Linked DNA regions of Homo sapiens: region 2 is linked to region 1. A link is an interaction called in ENCODE POLR2A ChIA-PET data of the cell type or tissue named here. Cell type or tissue: PC-9. All regions are shown on one strand. Links, peaks and the distances in the headings refer to the core of each region. The heading gives the core; the rest is flanking DNA. Region 1 has its middle 83 kb from the start of LINC01907. Region 2 overlaps CAB39 (calcium binding protein 39).

Region 1 (8,336 bases), core at 309-8,308:
TCTTTGTCTCTTTTGATCTTTGTTTTGGTTATGGTTAAAGTCTGTTTTATCAGAGACTAGGATTGCAAACCCTGCTTTTCTTTTTGCTTTCCATTTGCTTGGTAGATCTTCCACCATCCCTTTATTAGAGCCTATGTGTGTCTCTGCATGTGAGATGGGTCTCCTGAATACAGCACACCGATGGGTCTTGACTCTTTATCCACTTTGCCAGTCTGTGTCTCTTAATTGGGACATTTAGCCCAATTTACATTTAAGGCTAATATTGTTATGTTTGAATTTGATCCTGTCATTATGATGTTAGCTGGTTATTTTGCCCGTTAATTGATGCAGTTTCTTCATAGCGTCGATAGTCTTTACCATTTGTCATGTTTTTGCAGTGGCTGGTACTGGTTGTTGCCTTCCATGTTTAGTGCTTTCTTCAGAAGCTCTTGTAAGGCAGGCCTGGTGGTGACAAAATCTCTCAGCATTTGCTTGTCTGTAAAGGATTTTATTTCTCCTTTGCTTATGAAGCTTAGTTTGGCTGGATATGAGATTCTGGTTTGAAAATTGTTTTTTTTTTTTTTTAAGAATGTTGAATATTGGCCCCCACTGTCTTTTGGCTTGTAGGGTTTCAGCCGAGAGATCCACTCTTAGTCTGATGGGCTTCCCTTTGTGGGTAACCCAGCCTTTCTCTCTGGCTGCCCTTAACTTTTTTTCCTTCATTTCAACCTTGGTGAATCTGACAATTATGTGTCTCGGGGTTGCTCTTCTGGAGGAGTATCTTTGTGGTGTTCTCTGTATTTCCTGAATTTGAATGTTGGCCTGCCTTGCTAGGTTAGGGAAGTTCTCCTGGATAATATCCTGAAGAGTGTTTTTTAACTTGGTTCCCTTCTCCCTGTCACTTTCCAGTACAGTAATCAAATGTATATTTGGTCTTTTCACATAGTCTCATATTTCTTGGAGGCTTTATTCGTTTGTCTTCACTCATTTTTCTCTAATCTTGTCTTCTTGCTTTATTTCATTAATTTGATCTTCAATCACTGATATCCTTTCTTCCATTTGATCGAATCAGCTATTGAAGCTTGTGCATGCATCACGAAGTTCTCGTGCCATGGTTTTCAGCTCCATCAGGTCATTTAAGGTATTCTCTAGTATTTATTCTAGTTAGCCATTCATCTAACCTTTTTTCAAGGTTTTTAGCTTCCTTGCAATGGGTTAGAACACGCTCCTTTAGCTTGGAGAAGTTTGTTATTACTGACCTTCTAAAGCCTACTTCTGTCAACTCTTCAAAATCATTCCCTGTCCAGTTTTGTTCCCTTGCTAGCGAGGAGCTGCGATCCTTTGGAGGAGAAGAGGCGCTCTGTTTTTTGGAATTTTTAGCTTTTTTGCTCTGGTTTCTCCCCATCTTTGTGGTTTTATCTACCTTTGGTCTTTGATGTTGGTGACCTACAGATGGGGTTTTGGTGTGCATGTCCTTTGTGTTGATGTTGATGCTATTTTTTTCATTTGTTAGTTTTCCTTCTAACAATCAGACCCCTCAGCTGCAGGTGTGTTGGAGTTTGCTGGAGGTCCACTCCAGGCCCTGTTTGCCTGGGTATCACCAGCAGAGGCTGCAGAACAGCAAATATTGCTGCCTGATCCTTCCTCTGGAAGCTTTGTCCCAGAGGGGCACCCGCCTGTTTGAGGTGTCTGTTGGCCCCTACTGGGAGGTGTTCCCCAGTCAGGCTACATGGGGGTCAGGGACCTAACTGAGGAGGTAGTCTGTCTGTTCTTGGTGTTCAAATGCCATGCTGTGAGAACCACTGCTTTCTTCAGAGCTGTCACACAGGGACATTTAAGCCTGCAGAAGCTGTCTGCTGCCTTTTGTTCTATTATGCCATGCCCCCGGAGGTGGAATCTATAGAGGCAGTAGGCCTTGCTGAGCTGAGGTGGGCTCCGCCCGGTTCATGTTTCCAGGCCTCTTTGTTTATACTGTGAGCTAGTCAAGCCTCAGCAATGACGGACTCCCCTCCGCTCGTCCAGCTACAGCATCGCAGGTTGATCTCACACTGTTGTGCTAGCAGTGAGCAAGGCTCTGTTGGCATGGGACCCGCTGAGCCAGGCATGGGAGGGTATCTGCTGGTTTGCCAGTTGCTAGGACTGTGGGCATAGTGCAGTATTTGGTCAGAAGTATACCATTTCTCCAGGTACAGTCTGTCATATGGCTTCCCTTGGCTAGGAAGGAGAAATCCCCCAACCCCTTGCACTTCCCAGGTGAGGCGACACCCTGCCCTGCATCAGCTCACCCTCCATGGGCTGTATCCACTGTCCAACCAGTCCCAGTGAGATGAACCAGGTACCTCAGTTGGAAATGCAGACATCAACCGTCTTCTGCATTGATCTCGCTAGGGGCTGCAGACTGGAGCTGTTGCTATTTGGCCATCTTGGAAGTGACCTTCTCTTCTCTTCTCTTCTCTTCTCTTCTCTTCTCTTCTCTTCTCTTCTCTTCTCTTCTCTTCTCTTCTCTTCTCCCCTCCCCTCCCCTCCCGTCCTCTCCCCTCCTCTCCTCTCCCCTCCCCTCCCCTCCCTTTCCTTTCTCTTTTTTTCTTTCTCTCTCTTCCTTTCCTTTCCCTTTCTTTCTTCCTTTGTTTCCCCTTCATTTCCTTCCTTCCTTCCTTACCTCCCTCCGTCCCTCCTTCCTTCCCTCCCTCCCTCCCTTCTCTTTCTCTCTCTTTCTTTCCTTTCTCTCTCTCTCTCTTCCTTCTCCTTTCCTTTCCTTTCCCTTCCCTTCTCTTCCTTCTCTTTTCTTCTCTTTCTCTTTCTTCTGGGCTTCACTCTTTTGACCAGACTGGAGTGCAGTGGCATGATCACAGCTCACTGAAACCTGCCTCCCAGCCTCAAGCAATCCTCCCACCTCAGCCTCCTGAGTAGCTGGGCCACAGTTGTGAACTGCCATGCCAAGCTAATTTTTGTATTTTTTGTAGAGACAGGGTTTTGCCATGTTGTCCAGGATGGTGTTGAGCTCCTGGACTCAAGAAATCTGCCTGCCTCGGCCTCCTAAAGTGCTGGGATTACAGGTGTGAGCCACTGCAGCCAGCCAAAAAATCTCTTCTTATAAGAAGAAAGAGTGTAAATGGGTTGAGAATGACAATTGCAAAAGGAGTCACTGGGTGTCATATTGAAATGACTTCACAGTTTGGGCTGCAAGTGTTTTGATGGTGTCTCTGGTCAATATGTCTGTCTTAGCCATGACCTGGAAAGTTCTCTAACTTAAGAGTTTAAGACAACAAGTCCAGGCGCAGTGGCTCATGTCTGTAATCCCAGCACTTTGGGAAGCTGAAGTGGGCAGATCACTTGAGGCCAGGAGTTCAAGACCATCCTGGCCAACATGGTGAAACCTTGTCTCTACTAAAAATACAAAAATTAGCTGGGCATGGTGGCAGGCACCTGTAGCTCCAGCTACTTGGGACGCTGAGGTGGGAGGATTGCTTGAACCCGGGAGGCGGAGGTTGCGGTGAGCTGAGATCACGCACTCCAGCCTGGGTGACAGAGTGAGACTCTGTCTCAAAAAAAAAAAAAAAAAAGACAACAGAAAATTAATAGATATAGGAAGCCCCAAGATGAACTTCTGATTTCTGATTCTTCTTGAGTCAAAACTCACCTGAGCAGGGCTTTGGAATAGTTACTTCTCTGGTCCCACCTGGATTTCTCTTTCATTCTGTTCCAGTTCAGCCCATTTGGTTCCAGGTGTCCTACAGAGATGCTGCCCTGCCCTGTGTAGCTGGGAACTCCCTAACTCAATGTTCAATGGCAGGAACATTTCAGTCTCTGTGCCTGCAGCTGTTCCAAGTTAAATAAAACCCTTTTTCAGCTGTGATGGAGAGTACTTTGCTCTAGTGCTTTCTGCAAAAATACTTGTTGCCAGTTATTTATAAGTTTGGAAATGAAATGATTTTTTTTTCTTTTTTCTTTTTTTTCCAGACGGAGTCTCGCTCTGTCACCCAGGCTTGAGTGCAGTGGCGCCATCTCAGCTCACTGCAACCTCCACCACCCGGGCTCAAGAGATTCTCCTGCCTCAGCGTCCTTAGTAGCTGGGATTATGGGCATGTGCCATCACGCCCGGCTAATTTTTGTGTTTTTAGTGGAGACAAAGTTTCACCATATTGGCCAGGCTGGTCTTGAACTCCTGACCTCAGATGATCCGCCCGCCTCGGTCTCCCAAAGTGCTGGGATTACAGGCGTGAGCCACCCCGCCCGGCTAAGGGAATTCCTTTCTTATGATGTGTGTTTATTACACACAAATATAAAGGGCATTAAACTTCCTGTGTAACTCCCTTAAGCTTCTTCCCTAAGGCTTGGAGATTTTCTCTTTTAGCATTTTACTCTTGTGAGCTGTTAAAGTCCCCTGGCAACTTTATGAACTGATTAAACACTCTCTTCAACTTTTCATTTCTTCTCCAAACAACAGTGAAAATGGAAATAATGGCAAAAATAGTTACCATTTATAGAGTACTTACCACAGGCCAAGAATTCTGTTCTTTTCACATACTTTTAAAAATTTATCTTTCAGAAAAATGCTATAGTTATTTATATTCTCATATAAGGAAACAAGCATGCAGAAAGTAATGTACCCTAGGCCAGGTGTGGTGACTCACACCTCTAATCCCAGCACTCTGGGAGGCCGAGGTGGGCGACTCACCTGAGGTCAGGAGTTTGAGACCAGCGTGACCAACATGGAGAAACCCCATCTCTACTAAAAATACAAAAATTAGCTGGGCGTGGTGGTGTGCACCTGTAATCCCAGCTACTTGGGAGGCTGAGGCAGGAGAATTGCTTGAACCCAGGAGGTGGATGTTGCAGTGAGCTGAGGTAGCACGATGACACTCTAGCCTGGGCAACTGAATGAGACTCCATTTCAAAAAAACAAAACAAAACAAAACAAAAACCACACACACTCACAAAAATGAAAGTAATGTGCCCTAGGCCACTCAAAGTAAATGACAGTTTTAGAAATCCAACCAATGGCTGCCTGACTCCAAGGTGCCTTGATTCTAACCTCAGTAAATTTTCAGATCTGTCTCTTCCAGGGCTCACTGCAGCCAGAATACTTTCTGAGCTGGAGCGATAGTGACCAGAGCCAAATTCACCTTCATTGTAATGAAATTAAGTCAAGGGCTAGTGTTGCCCAGTGGATGGAGGATTTCCGCCTTCAGATAGCAAGCGCTCTAATGACCTCTGTTTCACTGATCAGTGCCCATCGAGGTTGCCTCTTTAAAAATTATTTACAGGGGCCGGGCGTGGTGGCTCATGCCTGTAATCCCAGCACTTTGGGAGGCCGAGGCAGGTGGATCATGGGGTCAGGTGATTGATACCATCCTGGCTAACATGGTGAAACCATGTCTCTACTAAAAATACAAAAAAAATTAGCTGGGCATGGTGGCCGGCACCTGTAGTCCCAGCTACTCGGGAGGCTGAGGCAGGAGAATGGCATGAACCCGGGAGGCGGAGCTGGCAGTGAGCTGAGACTGCGCCACTGCACTCTAGCCTGGGTGACAGAGCGAGACTCCATCTCAAAAAAAAAAAAAAAATTATTTACAGGGGCCAGGTGCGGTGGCTCATGCCTGTAATCCTAGCACTTTGGGAGGCCGAGGCAGGCAGATCACCTGAGGTCAGGAGTTCGAGATCAGCCTGGCCAATGTAGTGAAACCCCCTTTCTACTAAAAATACGAAAAAAAATTAGCCAGTCATGGTGACTGGTGCCTGTAATCCCAGCGACTCTGGAGGCTGAGGCAGGAGAATTGCTTGAACCCAGAAGGGGGAGGTTGCAGTGAGCCGAGATCTCGCCACTGCACTCCCACCTTGGTGACAGAGTGAAACTCCATCTCAAGAAGAAAAAAAAAAATTATTTACAGGGAGGTCCAAGAGATATCCAGCATCATGGAAAGAATTTATTGCTCTGCATTAGATAGTCTCAGATGACTAATGCCAGTGAAATGGATGCATCTCATGATGATGAATTTTTTTTTTTTTTTTTTTTGAGATGGAGTCTCGCTCTGTCGCCCAGGCTGGGGTGCAGTGGCGCAAGCTCTGCTCACTGTAAGCTCTGCCTCCCAGGTTCACACCATTCTCCTGCCTCAGCCTCCCGAGTAGCTGAGTAGCTGGGACTACAGGCGTCCGCCACCATGCCCGGCTAATTTTTTGTATTTTTTAATAGAGACGGGGTTTCACAGTGTTAGCCAGGATGGTCTCAATCTCATGACCTCGTGATCCACCCACCTCAGCCTTCCAAAGTGCTGGGACTACAGGCGTGAGCCACTGCGCCCGGCCAATGATGATGATTTTTTTTAGGTGGAGCTTATTTCTTGACTTTGTAACCAAAATGTCAGAATCTTAGACTTTTCTTAAAAGATGTTTTTATTCCTCTGGTGGGTACAAGGAGCCATCTTTCCTGGTTACACTCTGCTTGTAATGAAAAGCCCTTTTCTCAAAACTTGACTAGACTCCAGATGTACCTTCTTCTTTGGGAACTTGAAAGAAATGCAAATTCTTTGGCCTCGAACCAGATGTACTGAATCTGAGACTTAGGGGGCGGGGCCCCACAATCTGTGTTTTGAGAAGCCCTCCAGGTGAGTGAGCTGTGCGCTCAAGTTTGAGAAGCACAGGGTGTAGTCACTCACACAGCTCCTCTTGCCCACTCACCCTCCCAGGCAACGTCAGCCACCCCCGAGGCTTCAGTGGCTTCCAGATCTGATCTGCAGCCCAGGCTGCCTTTCTTTTTTTTTTTTTTTTTTTGAGACGGAGTCTCACTCTGTCGCCCAGGCTGGAGTGCAATGGCACGATCTCGGCTCACTGCAACCTCCGCCTCCTGGGTTCAAGCAATTCTCCTGCCTCAGCCTCCAGAGTCGCTGGGATTACAGGCCTGTGCCACCACACCCGGCTAATTTTGTATTTTTAATAGAAACTGGGTTTCTTCATGTTGGTCAGGCTGGTCTCAAACTCCTGACCTCAGGTGATCTGCCCGCCTCGTCCTCCCAAAGTGCTGGGATTACAGGCGTGAGCCACCGCGCCCGACCCGGGCTGGCTTTCTGAGCTGTAGACTTATTATAAACACCTGTCCAATGACACTGCTACTTGGATATGTCACAAGGACCTCAAATTCAGCATCTTAGTAAGTATTTATGTTTCAACTTAAGTGGTGTTTTCTCATTGGACTAGGTTTGTCTGACTTGCCATCTCTGCTATTACCCTGTATTAAAATTCCTTATGTAAACTATGCGTTCCACCACACCAGGAGCTCCGTGAAGGCAGGGATGGGATCGGTTTAGGTATGGCTCACTTAGGATCACAGCTAATATTAACTGTGTGAATGAATGAAAGCTCCTGTATTCTCTCTACCAGAGGTAGACAAATTGTGGTCCATATGCCAAATCCAGCCCATGGCCTGTTTTGTAAATAAAGTTTTATTGGAACACGGCCGTGCCCATTTATTCATATGTGGTCTAAGGCTGCTTTTGCGCTACAGTGGCAGAGTTGAGTAGTTGCTACAGAAACTTTACGACCTGCAAAGTCTAAAATATTTACTATCTGGTCCTGTATAGAAAAAGTTTGCTCCAAGGGCCTCCCTGATATGTCTCCAGGAAGGCCAGGCCCAGGTACTCTTCTGTGTTGTGATTACACTGAACTCTCTAGAATGCCAGCCTGGCTTGCCAGGACTTCAAGCTGCCTCCTAGCTAGCAGAAATGCACCTGAGCAAAACCCAGTTTTATAGGGGAAAAACTACTGAGGGGCTCAGAACTTATAAAGGAGCTTTGGCATTTACATAAACCCCATTTCCAGAGAGGAGAAGGCTGGAGACTAATGGCCCAGTTCCTTAACACATCAAGTCCACACACTTTAATGTATACATTTTCAAGAAGAATTAACAGATTACTGAGATTACCAGATGCGGTGGTGCATGCCTGTAATCCCAGCACTTTGGGAGGCCTAGGCGGGTGGATCACCTGAGGTTAGGAGTTTGAGACCAGCCTGGCCAACATGGTGAAACCCCGTCTCTACTAAAAATACAAAAATTAGCCGGGTGTGGTGGTGGGCACCTGTAATCCCAGCTACTCGAGAGGCTGAGGCAGGAGAATTGCTTGAACCCCGGAGACGGAGGTTGCAGTGAGCCGAGATTGCGCCACTGCACTCCAGCCTGGGTGACAAAGTGAGACTCCATCTCAAAATAAAATAAAATAAAATAAAATAAAATAAAATAAAATAAAATAAAATAAAATAAAATAAAATAATATCAAATAAAATAAAAGAGATGACTGAGTATTCCTTCAATGCAGTGGTTGCTATGTAATTTTGATTAACTTTATTAGCCAGGGTATTTTACA
Region 2 (8,336 bases), core at 34-8,033, 160 kb before region 1:
AGTATCAGAAACTAAACTTTCCCTCCCAGGGTGAGGACATAGGTAACTATAGTCACGCACCACATAACGTCTTGGTCAACAGCAGACCACAGAGACAACTGTGGTCCCACAGATACAATACCATATTTTTGCTGTACCTTTTCTATGTTTAGATAAACAAATACTTGCCATTGTGTTCCAACTGCCTACAGTATTCGCTATAGTAACAAGCTACACAGATTTGTAGCCTAGGAGCAACAGGCTGGAAGAAATCGCCTAATGATGCATTTTTTGGAATGTATCCCTGTTGTTAAGTAACGTGTAACAGGACTTCAAATTTTTAAGGATAGAGTCCATAATAACCTCTTCAAGTAGCACTAAGGCTATGAGATTTTTCACTGCCTGCTTTCCCATTAAAAAATAAAACAGGGTGGGAAAATAAGCAATTAGTAAGCTAAACATTAGTACAAATGGCCTTTTCAGAGATCACCAAAACCTCAGGAGGTTTCGTATTAACTCTCTTGACTTAAATCCAATATTCCCACGGTACCTATCAGTGCACTATTTTACTGTCACTAGAGGCAATTGCTGATAAAAAGTAGTGATACAAAAGTACAATTTCAGAAGACTCGAGAAGACAGCTCACATACCCATTAGTGCTTCTATGCAATGTCCTTGAAGTACTCACAGCCCTTACCAACACTCCTCCTCTGGACTCAAGCACTCAGTAGATCCAAACCGGCCTTACGTTAGGAAACAAGGTGACAAGAAGGCTACTTCCACATGAAGGGACAGGACTTTACTTGGTGAGATACAAGACTGGGCTGCCCTCTTCACTGTCCCCAATTTTTAGTAGTTAGTAGCAATTCTAACCTCAATATAGAAAGCACACTTAAAGACAAACATAGTAACATGCTGAAGTATACAAATGGCTAAGTCAGACATTAAAAACCTTACAAAAGATTCTATTTCATAGTAATAGTAACAATCTTAAAAGGATAAAATATTCTTCCTTCTTATCAGAGGCAAAGGCTTTTAGATACGCCACTGGTAGGAAAATAAATTGGTACAACTTTACTGGAGGGCAATTTGGCAAAATGTTATTGAAGAGTTTTAAAAGGTGCAAGGCCTCTGACTCATTTCTGCAACTTCCTGTGAATTATACTTTCAGGAATTTACCCTATGGAAACAGACAAGTACACAAAGGTAAGTACATGCAGTGTTACTTACAACAGCAAAGAATTAGAAGTAAAAGTTATCCCACTGAACTAGTTTAATCATTACGTACCCATAAAATGGAAGAACCACGGCAGGCTTTAAAAATAATTGAGGGCCAGGGGTGGTGGCTCACACCTGTAATCCCAGCACTTTGGGAGGTGGTCAAGGTGGCGATCACTTGAGGTCAGGAGTTCAAGACCAGCCTGGCCAACATGGTGAAACCCCATCTCTATTAAAAATATGAAAATCAGCCAGGTACCTGTAATCCCAGCTACTTGGGAGGCTGAGGCACAAGAATTGCTTGAACCTGGGAGGCAGAAGTTGCAGTGAGCTGAGATTATGCCACTGCACTCCAGCCTGGGTGACAGAGCAAGACTCCATATTTAAAAAAAAAAAAACAAAATTGAGATCTATATGCACATGAAAAGATGTTAAAATTTAAAATTAAAAAAAAAAAAACAAAAAAAACACCAACAGGTTACAGAGCAGCATGACCCCATACTCATTTACTTATCTGCCCCAGAGAGAGGGAGAAAACAAGCTAGAATATGAATGAGAATCCCCACCAAGTTAACAGTAGTCATTTCACGTGGTACTGAATTAAGGATAAACTTAATTTTTTTCTTTATAGTCTTGTATTTTCTGCTTTTTGGGGGAATGAACATACATCATATACATCATTAGAACATGACTTTGTATAGATACAGAAATAAATTAGAATCTATGAAGGAAACAAAGATCTTTCTCGCACACACTCATACACACTTCCCTACTACACAATGTAGAATTCCAATATACTAGTTAGAATAAAGTAAAACTAAAAAAGTGGATGAAAGGCCAGGTGCGGTGGCTCAAGCCTGTAATCTCAGCACTTTAAGAGGCTGAGGCGGGCGGATCATGAGGTCAGGAGATCGAGACCATCCTGGCTAATACGGTGAAACCCCGTCTCAACTAAAAATACAAAAAATTAGCCGGGCGTGGCAGGCGCCTGTAGTCCCAGCTACTGGGGAGGCTGAGGCAGTAGAATGGCATGAACCCAGGAGGTGGAGCTTGCAGTGAGCCGAGATCGTGCCACCGCATGCCAGCCTGGGTGACAGAGCGAGACTCCATCTCGGGGGGGGAAGAAAAAAAGTGGATGAAGTGAGACAGAGCACCTGGAACCATGACCTACTTGTTTCTCCAGAGCAATGAACTAGTGACACTCACAACCACTTGTGTGGATCTCATGGGAATGATGCTGAGTGGAAGAAAGCCCATCTCAAAAGTTTACACACTATATGATTCTATTTATTTAACATTCTTGAAGTAATAAAATGTATAGACTTGGAGAACAGATAAGTGTGATGCAATTGCATAGAGCTATATGCATATCCACACAAACTGTAAAACTGGTGAAATCTGAACAAGCCCTGTGGATTATACCAATGTCAATGCTCTGGTTTTGATATTGTATATAGTTATGTGAGAGGTTACCACTGGGGATATGGGTGAAAGGTACATGGGTTCTCCTGTACTCATTTCAGCAACTTCCTGTGAATTAATTAATTTCAAAATAAACAAAACAAAGTAAGGCAACATAAGACTTCTATAGCGTAAGACCTCTTGCACTCCCCCTCAGTATACCCTTAGGTTGTCTATAAGGCCCTTTTCATTCTACCAAAGCTTGTTTCTCTAGTCTTACTTCCTACCATTCCTCTTTATCTCCACCTCTTAAAGTCACACTGAACTTGTCACTGTTTTCTGAACATGCCATAGGTTGTTTCAAATTCTGTTCCCTTTCACACTTTGCCTGCCAAAAACCTTAAAAATCAGCTTAAACGTCACTTCAAACCTGTCATCTCTGTATCTGTCTCTGACAGACGTAGGAACTGCTTTATCCTCTTGGTTCCCACAGAATTTTATCTGCGCCCCCAAGTCCCTCTATATTATATTATTTACATGTGTATCTCCTCTACTGGATTATATACTTTTTTAAGAACGGGGACAAGGTTTGACTCCTATGCCTATCTGCCCACACAGAGAGGCACTAAAATGTCTGTGGATTCAATCAAACTGGGGATCTCTTGCAAGAGATAATGATGCAAGTAAAGACAGTAGACAACAACAAAGGCAACCATGCATGAGGAAAACGTTAACTCCAATGCGCACCACTGTTAAGTCATCTTTTTAGAAATAATTTTGAAGGGATCTATTTAGCAAAATTTTCCATACCTGTGTTCATTAGTTTACATAACTGAATTGATTCTAACTTACATATAACTAGTTATTGTTAAGAAATGCCTCAAAGAGGCCAGGTGTGGTGGTTCATGCCTGTAATCCCAGCACTTTGGGAGGCCACAGTGGGAGGATCACCAGGTCAGGAGATCAAGACCATCCTGGTCAACATGGGGAAACCATGTCTCTACTAAAAACACAAAAATTAGCTGGGCATGGCAACGCATGCCTGTAATCCCAGCAACTCAGGAGGCTGAGGCAGGAGAACCAGTTGAACCCGGGAGGCGGAGGTTGCGGTGAGCCGAGATCACACCACTACACTCCAGCCTCGCAACAGAGCTAGAGTCTGTTTCAAAAAAAAAAAAAGAAAAAAGAAAAAAAGAAATGCCTTAAAGAGCTCAGATTTGGGGGGAATGATGAGGCTTAAATTATTATTTTTTGTTTTTTTTGAGTTTCTTTAAACCCAATCTTTAACAAAAGAATCATTTTAAACAAGAGTCCTCTAAATATTTACCCATTTATATTTACTGCCTGAAATATCAATTCATTCTACAAGAAGAGATTAAATGACCTTGTTGAAAAAAGAAAGTTCTATATCAAAGTAAATGAAGACCAAGATGTGAAATGGAATCTAAAAGTGAACTGACAGATACTGTTGGTGCCAAGTATTTGATAATAAGAACAATTCTATTATCACATTAATTCCAGTGATAAATGCTTTCTACCTCCCCCAACCCCCACCTCTTTACTAAAGAAAATGTCTGCATAGTCTAAGCTGAATGATCATGGACTAAGGAAAGTCTATTAATAACCTTCTGGTGTCCAAGATTACTGTAAACAAGTTTAGTAACCATGAGTCACTGTTAAATGGCCATGCTATGAAGAGGCTACTCCCTTTCCCCCCTCTTAAAATATGTCAGCAAACTTACTCCTCTCATGAAATGAGTGAATATAGCTATTCAACCCTGTGAACACAAGCATTCATCGTAAGGAAGGGAACCACCTATAAGCTGAGCAAGGCAGCCATACCTCCTTTATACAGCATGTGGTGGGCGAAGAGTGCGTAAATAGTCCCCACATACACCACATCTGTTTGGTTGTTGGCAGTGAAAGACTAAGTCCCACCCCACCCCTGCCCCTAGTTACCTAAAAATAAGGATGGTAACATTAACCGCTTTTTTAAAATGTAAGAAAATTAGTTTTGTATGAATTCTTTTAAAAGAATTAGTCTCCTAAGAGACTAATCTATTTGTATCATACACAATTCTTAATGTGGTAACTATGTACCATATAAAACAAATACAAATACCAACATATAACAAATAAAGGAATAAACACTCAAATGTTATATTTATCATTTTGTCTGTGAGATCACAAGAAATGGATGGAAAAAGCCCAGGGACATAATGAATAAAGTGGAAAAAGGCATAATTTTACCATGGATTTGGCAGAGCTAGGTGTGAATTCCGTCTTTGACTCTAATATAATGAGTCAAAGTAATAAGCCTAGTAAATAACAGCTTTCTTCATCTGGATCACGGGAAACCAGAATCAATTCTATCTCAAAATAAGATGGGGGACTCTATACAAAGGCACCTTGCAAAGTATGGTGGTATATCGATGTAAGGATATGTCAACAGTGCAAAGCTTGAATTCCTTCTAGAATACTTAACTAAGTGGTCACCTAGTCCATGTCAATACCTCTTCAGAAACAGAAAACTTGCTGTCTTCTGAAAAAGTCAGCTTCCACTTACTGTTTTTCCTAATATCAAGACAAAATTGGACTTCTTGTTTTATTTCCACTCATGGGTCTGAATTCTACCTCCTGCCACGATCAGTTCGAATCCTTTTGTTACATTATATGGTCTCCCAAATACATTTTACTAAGAGCAAATCCGCCCTACAACATTACTCTGCTCAAATCTTCTCCCTAGGCTGTACCTCACATCTTGAGGTCATTCAACTGTTCCTCACAGTAGAGTTTTGAATTTCTATGTCAGCCTGGTCACTCCTCTCTTGGCACACTGCAGTTTCTCTACATCCTCAAGTGTGGACTTGCCTATACAGAGTAGAAGATAATCGCTGAATTTCAATAGTGTATTTCAAGTATTGCAATCTAGCCTTCCAATGGCCTTTCTGGGTGCTTTATGGTTTCTAAGCCACATCTGCCCCAGTTGGTACATAAACAGTCTTTTTTTATTCACTACTGAGTTATAAATGACATACAATGAACTCCACATATTTAAAGTACCTAATGTAACACACACACACACACACACACACACACACACACATATATATATATATATACACATACACCCATGAAACCATCAAGATAGTGAACACCTCTGTAACCACCAAAACCGTAACCACCAAAAGCTTTATGCTCCTTTGTGGTTCCCTCCCTCTACCATGCAACCCTTCCCCTAAACATCTTTATCAAAGCTAAAGCAACCACTGATCTGCTTTCTGTAATTATGGATTAGCTTTGTTTTCTAGAGTTTTGTGCAAATAGAATCATATACTATGTGCTCTTTATAGTCTGGCTTCTTTTGTTCAACATAATCACTTTGAGATTCATCCATGCTGTTGTATACAGCAATAGTTTTTTTTTTTTTTTTTTTTTATTGCTGAGTAGTACTCTGTTACATGGATGTACTACAGTTGGTTTATCCACACGTCTGGGCCATTTACAAATAAGGCCGCTATGAACATTTAAGCAAAAGTCTTTTCATGAACATATATTTCTTGTTCTCTTGGGTAAATACTTAAATGGCTAGATCATATGGTTGGTTCGAGTTTGGTTTAAAAAGCTGCCAAACTAGGCCAGGCGTGGTGTCTCACGCCTGTAATCCCAGCACTTTGGGAGGCCGAAGCAGGCAGATCACGAGGTCAGGAGATCGACACCATCCTGGCTAACACGGTGAAACCCCGTCTCTACTAAAAAATACAAAAAATTAGCCAGGCGTCTTGGTGGGCACCTGTAGTCCCAGCTACTTGGGAGGCTGAGGCAGGAGAATGGTGTGAACCAGGGAGGTGGAGCTTGCAGTGAGCCGAGACTGTGCCACTGCACTCCAGCCTGGGCAACAGAGTGAGACTTCGTCTCAAAAAAAAAAAAAAACCTGCCAAACTATTTTCCAAAGTAGTCATACCATCTTATATTCCCACAAGCAGTTCCAGCTGCTCTGTATCCTTGCCAACATTTGGTATAGTCAATATTTTCCATTTTAGCCACTCTAATAGCTGTGTAGTGGAATCTCCTTATGGTTTTACTACACAATTTCCTAATGATTAACATCTTTTCAAGGGCTTATTTGACATCTGCCTATCTCCTTTGGTGAAATGCATATATGAGTATCTTGCCCACTCTTAACTGGATTGTTTCTAACTGTTAAATTCTGAGAATTCTTTATATATTCTAGATGCAGTCTTTTATCAGATATATGCTTTGCAGACTTTCTTCCAGTTTGTGGTTTGTCTTTTTCATTCTTCTAACAGTGTCTTCTGAAGAGCAGGTTTTAATTTTTATGAATTCCATTTATCATTTTTTTTAAAATGAATTGTGCTTTTTGCATAACATCCAAAAATTATTTGCCTAACCCAAGGTCACAAAGATTTTCTTCTGGCAACTTTATAATTTTAGGTCTTACATTTGGCTATGTGATCCATTTTGAGTTAATTTTTAAATATGGTATGAGGTCTGAGTCCTATCTTTCTGCCTACTAAATAGTTTCAGCACCAATTGTTGAAACAACTACCTTCTTTCTGCACAACTGCATTTATGCCTTTGTCAAAAATCAATGTTCCATACATGTGTAGGTCTATTTCTGCACCCCAATCTGTTCCATTAATATATCTATCTTTGCACTGACACCACACTGTTTTAACAACCGTAGCTTTTTAAGTCTAGAAATCAGACAGTGTGAGCCCTCCAACTTTGTTTTAATTAGTTATTTTGATTACTCCAGGTCTTTTGCACTTCCATTCAAATTTTAGAACAAACTCTTTGATTTAAAAATCCTGCTGGAATTGCACAGAATCTCTAGATACATCTGGAGAGAAGTGACATTTTAACAATATTGAGTTTCCCAACCCATGAACAACATGTATCTCCTGCTTATTTGGGCTAATTTCTCTTAGCAGTATCTTGCAGGTTTCAGTGTACAACTCTTTCACTTCCTTTGTCAGATTTATCCCTATTTCATGTTTTTATGCTATTCTAAATGGTATTTTTAGCATTTCATATTTTTTGATGCTATTCTAAATGCTAGTTTTTTTCTTTTTCTTTTTTTCCATTCTTTTTTCCCAATTACACCTAACACTCTTGAATACAAGGTATTTTTAAATTTCAATTTTGGACTGTTCATTGCTACTATACAGAAATACAACTGATTTCTGTATATTGACCTTATAACCTGTGACTCGCTAAACTTATTTACTAGTCTACTAGTTGTGTAGATTCCTTCAGTTTTTCTATGTAGATGATCATGTCATTTACAAATCAAAAGTTTTACTGCTTTCTTTTCAATCTGAATGCCTTTAATTTATTTTTATTGCCTGACTGCATAGGCTAGAACCTCCAAGTACGAAGTTGAATAGTTGTGGTGAAAGTAGATATCCCTGTCGTCTTCTTGATCTCAGAGATAACATGACTTAGCCTTTCACCATATGTATAATGCTAGCTGTAGGATTTTTGCAGATGCCCTTTATCAGCTTGAGAAAATTCCCTTCCTCTATTTCTAGTTTGCTGAGATTATTTTTTTTATCAGGAATAGATGCTGGTTTTTTTCCCCTTTTCATCAATTGACATGTACTTTTTCAATATAGTGAATTATACTGATTAACTTTGTAATGTTATACTAGCTCTGCATTCTAGGAATAAATCCCACTTGGTCTACTATTCAATTTGCTAAAATAGAGAAATTC

The links. ChIA-PET counts read pairs that join two places held together with the same protein. Peaks named below come from ENCODE experiments on the same cell type or tissue, not always from the same donor. Only the 100,000 strongest peaks of a DNase experiment are listed, where the experiment ranks them.
Region 2: POLR2A ChIA-PET joins it to region 1 with 16 read pairs; 4 of 35 experiments call an interaction of 5 or more read pairs at or near these places.

The regions. Positions count from the first base shown.
Region 1 is chr2:230,613,335-230,621,670 of GRCh38, reverse strand. No RefSeq gene overlaps it. Among named protein-coding and RNA genes, the nearest start is that of LINC01907, 83 kb to the left of the region's middle. RefSeq lists an enhancer at 6,366-6,485. In PC-9, for the core only: no CTCF peak of the experiment used is centred there; DNase peaks (open chromatin) are centred at 4,280 and 4,598; H3K27ac peaks cover 2,284 bases.
Region 2 is chr2:230,770,683-230,779,018 of GRCh38, reverse strand. The region is part of intron 2 of CAB39 (calcium binding protein 39); the gene reads right to left. Among named protein-coding and RNA genes, the nearest start is that of CAB39, 62 kb to the right of the region's middle. RefSeq lists an enhancer at 4,131-4,425. In PC-9, for the core only: no CTCF peak of the experiment used is centred there; DNase peaks (open chromatin) are centred at 208, 1,158 and 4,278; H3K4me3 peaks cover 560 bases; H3K27ac peaks cover 5,393 bases.